2 separate regions of the Homo sapiens genome follow, and region 1 is linked to region 2. A link is an interaction called in ENCODE POLR2A ChIA-PET data of the cell type or tissue named here. Cell type or tissue: PC-3. All regions are shown on one strand.

The links. Peaks named below come from ENCODE experiments on the same cell type or tissue, not always from the same donor. Only the 100,000 strongest peaks of a DNase experiment are listed, where the experiment ranks them.
Region 1: POLR2A ChIA-PET joins it to region 2 with 5 read pairs; 2 of 35 experiments call an interaction of 5 or more read pairs at or near these places.

The regions. Positions count from the first base shown.
Region 1 is chr5:55,508,877-55,511,376 of GRCh38, forward strand. All of the region lies in intron 1 of PLPP1 (phospholipid phosphatase 1), which reads right to left. It overlaps MIR5687 (microRNA 5687), which reads right to left and starts at 50; the gene lies at 1-50. In PC-3, no CTCF peak of the experiment used is centred here; a DNase peak (open chromatin) is centred at 1,505; H3K4me3 peaks cover 407 bases; H3K27ac peaks cover 803 bases.
Region 2 is chr5:55,911,593-55,914,092 of GRCh38, forward strand. It overlaps IL31RA (interleukin 31 receptor A), which reads left to right. Exons shown (of 15, transcript NM_139017.7): 13 at 1,885-1,978. Among named protein-coding and RNA genes, the nearest start is that of IL31RA, 61 kb to the left of the region's middle. RefSeq lists an enhancer at 1-425. In PC-3, a CTCF peak has its summit at 421; no DNase peak of the experiment used is centred here.

The DNA.
Region 1 (2,500 bases), 400 kb before region 2:
CTAAATAAAGTGGGTACCATTTAGAAGATTTCAGAGTCAGATAAGTGAGGAGAGCAGAGAACAACTAGAGCTTTTAATAGAGTAGAAAAAAACTAGTCAAAACAACTACAATGTGAAATGGAATTAGAACTGAATTTAAAAATTGGTAACTGAACTCAATCTGCTGTTAGACAACTAAAAAACAGGATGATTTCACTAAAGTAACGTAGAGGGGAATGAGTAACAAAGAGAAATAAATGTGAATGGGCAAAGCAAAACTACAGCATGAAGGTTTTCAATTTCAGGTAAACAATTTGTGTATGTTTCAATAAGAAATGAAAAATCAACACTGGTTCTTGAGCAAGAAAGCTGTGCTTCAGGACAATGAATTTGTGCAAGGTATTGGTAGGGAAGGGGCAGAGCCTGGTGGCAGGTGAGAGGTATCAGTGATAGCACTGTACAGTATATTTGAGTGTGATTCACAGAGATGTTATGAAAAGTGTTAACAGGCAAGAATTCAAAGAACAGTGCACCCTCAACTTTTAGAGGCACCTACATTCTGGTCACTTAGCTTACAGTCACCATCTCTCTGTGGCTGACATGGTTTTATTATAAAAAGTTCTTCGTTATCTTTTCTTTTTTATTTTAAAATTAGGATAAAAGGGAGAAAAAGCAGTTGGGATATAGGATATAAGTGACACTTACCAAAGATGGTTTTTACATTTGTAGTTTTACGTCAGTAATTGCCTACAATATCCTCAACCTTGGAGTAGCTTAGTTCATTAAGACACTTAAAATAAATTTGTGTATATATTTAATGAGCTTTTAAAAAATCACGAGCTATTAGGGCAAGTTACTTCACTATGGACTCTCACATTTCCACACAAATAAAAAACAAGTTAACCTATTTATTTATACACTAACAAAAACAAAAAGCAAACCTTCTCACCTGTTGTTCCCTTCCCAGAAAGGCACAAGAAAACAGTGCCAACTGGCCAAGAACAACATTAATTCCTTCCACTCCCTCATGGTACAGCTGTTCGCTTTCTTTCTCTTCCCTTTTAAGATGGCAAAGGTCACAATCAGTAGTAAACCGGCCACGTGATTTTTATATGTCAAAAGCAAGGAGATAACTGAGGTAAAGGGTACTGGGAGAGACAGCTGATTTTTTTCAATTGTACTTTCTCCTGGCCACTTATCGGGAAACTATTTAGGGCTTCCATGGTATTTGAAGCTATAACTTAATAACTTCTTTGCCAAAAAACATTCTGTTTACATGGAACTAGGGTTAGAAGTGATATAAGCACATTTAGAAAGGGACAAAAACCTACAGCAAAACTGTACAGTAACATTTACATCACAGTACTTGGCATAATCAAAAACGCATTATGCTATGTGAAAGAGACTAGACTCAAATGGCTACATACTATATAGCCTTTATGATTCCATTTATATGACATTATATGACATTCCATTTATATGACATATAGGATAGAGAACACATCACTGTTTGCCAAAAGTCAAGGCTGGTGGGAGGAGCTGACTACAAAGAAGAAGAATGAGGGCACTCAGGGAGGTAACACACCAATTCAGTATCTTGATTGTATCTGGTTACAGGACTAAATTCCATATTATCTGAATTCACAGAACTGTACACTAAATGAGTCAATCTTACTATACATTTTTAAAACACAACAATTAAATTTTAGCTTAAGCCTCATCTCACCTACTCCTCATACCTATTTCAAACCTCTTGACATGCTCTACACAATGACCCCACCCCCTCCACCTAGCTAATGCCTACTTGCCATTCTAGCTTCCATTCAGCTACTGGTGGAACCAATCCTTTGGTGTGCCAGGGTGGAGTACTGGACAGAGTTGGGTAGTCAAGTATATCTGGCTGGGTTTACTTCTGGCTTTCTCCCAGTTACTACTTGTGGGAGCTTGGGCAAATTACTTACCTGTCTGAGCTCAGTTTCCTCATCTGGTAAGTAAGAATAATACTGTGTACATACCTCCCAGAACTGCTGCAAACTAAGAGCCTAGTAATGTGCCTAACTTAGTGCCTGGCACATTAAGAGGATTAATAAATGCTTACTCCCTGATCTTTCTTCCCTGCCTACTGCCCTCACAACCCCTGCTCTCTTTCCGAGCCCCCATGGACCTTATACATATATAAACCTATCACAACACTTAGTTTATTATTGTAATTCTTTATCTCTGCAAATAAAATGTGTCTATGTATCTCTTTAATCCCAGAATTCACAGAAACCAGCATATTCATTGCCTAATAGTAAATTGTTTGAAGAATAATCTGTCCACCTGATCTGATCTTGTTGTTAAAGGAGTTACTGGAAAAGAGAGAGAAGCAGGCTGAAAAGGACAGAGTACAATGAGAGAGTTTGAGATGGACAACCCAAGGTTTGCCAAAGTTTCCACAAGGACGTTGTACACAGCATAATAGCACAATTGCAAATAACCTAAATATCCAAAAATGGGGGCAAAGTGACTTCTACCAAAT
Region 2 (2,500 bases):
TAAAATGTAGCTTCATATGATGGCTGGTTAAGGGAGATATTTAGAGGCAGGCAGATGGAATGAGGAGGGGGATGAAGCAGAAAGAAGGAAGGAGAATGGGAGAAACAGATATATATTAATTTTGCTAAGTCCTTGAGTGACAGAGATTTGATTTTTAAGTACGTACTAAAACTGTCTTAAAGAATGAACAACGCTTTTTAGATTAAAAATGAAGGAACACTGCCAAGTTTTTGCAATAACTGAGGCAAGCTAAAAATTGCTTGAAATATTCTTGAAAGCCTCTTATGCATCACATTTTTCAAGAATAAAATGCTTTATCACTCTGGAAAATGTGAGTATGACATGTTTTTTTTACAGAGAAAACATATTCTGTTTTGATGGACTAACATTGCCCTCTAGGAACTCTTTTTGATATGCTGTTTAAATTTTTTTAAAGCTGTATTGAATTTTTGCAACACTGGGCACAAATTTCATCAGCTCAAGGAGTTTTCTCCAAGGGTTAAATGAAGGCAAGATCCAGCCCTGGAACCTAGAAGTTTCCTACCCTGGTCTATAGATTATAAATCACCCTGCTTCCATTTTTGATCCTCTATAATCCATTTTCCACACAGCAGCCAGAGTTTCAAACCCTGAATTCTCTGCTTAAAAGCCACAGTGACTTTTATTATATTTTAAAGAAAATCCAAACTCCTTCCTATAACTTTCAAGGTCTTTCATCATCTGTCCCTTACTGACCACATTTTTCCTACTGCTTTCTGCCTCTATTTATCTTCCTTACCTTGTTGCTGCTTCAAAGCTTTTGCATCCACTGTTTCTTCTGCCTGGAATGCTTTTCTCCATGGTTTTGCATGGCTGGATCCTTCTCACTATTAAGATCAGCTTGAATTTCACTCCTTCCTTGGACACCTTAGCTAAAGTTGCTGTCTGGACGCAGTGGCTCATGCCTGTAACTCCAGCACTTTGGGAGGCCAAGGCAGGAGGATCACTCAAGGCCAGGAGTTCAAGACCAGCCTGGCCAACATGGTGAAACCCAGTCTCTGCCTAAAATACAAAAATTAGCCGGGCTTGGTGGCACGTGCCTGTAATCCCAGCTACCAGGGTGGCTGGGGCAGGAGAATCACTTGAACCCAGGAGGCGGAGGTTGCAGTGAGCCAAGATGCACCACTGCACTCCAGCCTGGGCAACAGAGCGAGACTCCATCTCAAAAAGAAAAAAAGTCTAAAAATTAGCTGGGCATGATGGCTTGCACCTGTAAGTCCTAGGTACTTGGGAGGCTGAGGCAGGAGGTTGCTTGAGCCCAGGAGTTCGAGGCTACAGTGAGCTATGATCATGCCAGTGCACTCCAGCCTGGGCGACAGAGCAAGACCCATCTCAAAAAAAATTTATAAAAATTAAAAAGTAAGTGCTCAATAAGTATTCACTGAATGAATGCTGTTGGAATGAATGCTGCCAGGAAGACACCTAGATGGGGAGGCACAAAATTCTGTTTTTTGTTTTTGTTTTTGTTTTTGTTTTTGAGATGAAGTTTAGCCCTGTCGCCTAGGCTGGAGTGCAACAGCATGATCAGCGCTCACTGCAACCTCCGCCTCCCAGGTTCAAGCGATTCTTCTGCCTCAGCCTCCTGAGTAGCTGGGATTATAGGTGCACACTATCACACCCGGCTAATTTTTTGTATCTTTAGTAGAGACGGGGTTTCACTATGTTGGCCAGGCAGGTCTCAAACTCCTGACCTGGGGTTTTTTTAGTGGAAAGAAATTGAATTTAACTGAAAGAAAACTAATAAGACATTGTGTTGCTGAAGCTACTAGAAGAAAAAGTTAATCATTGATTTTTGTCAAGAAGGTGAGGAACTCACTACTGACTTTTGTTCTTTGTTTTTCAAAGGTGTCTTTGAGATTATCCTCATAACTTCTCTGATTGGTGGAGGCCTTCTTATTCTCATTATCCTGACAGTGGCATATGGTCTCAAAAAACCCAAGTGAGTCTGCAGACAACAGTGGGTGCCTTAAAAATCAGGGACAAAAAGGGGTTGAAGTCATCATAGGTGCTTCGTAGGAGAGGGCACTCTACCATTAAGGGGTGTTCATTCATTTATTAACTTGGTGCGTATTTATTGAGGTTATTAAAGGCCACGCTCAGTGGCTCACCGGAATTCTGACCAAGCAAGAGCACTTTCGTTTCCCAGAGCTCCATGCCCAGGTCTAGGCCTTTTTGAGGCCAGGAGAGTGCCAGCTGCCCCACAGGCTCTGTCTGCTCCATTTGCCATCTGAGACTGGAGTTGGAGAGCAGACCCTTTCTCTCAGTGTCTAGCAGGGCCCCTGGCTGCAGCAAGAGGCCTTCTTGCGAGCTCTGTCTCAGGCAGAGCGGGGAGCAGTGTCTCCACGGTGTTGGAGTGCTGGCCAGTCGTCTGTGGGTGCAAGCTTATTGCTTGCTTGTGGTGCAGTGTTGAGGGTCTGGCTGCAGGGGCCTTTAACCTGCTTGCCCTGGCCACTGTGGGGAA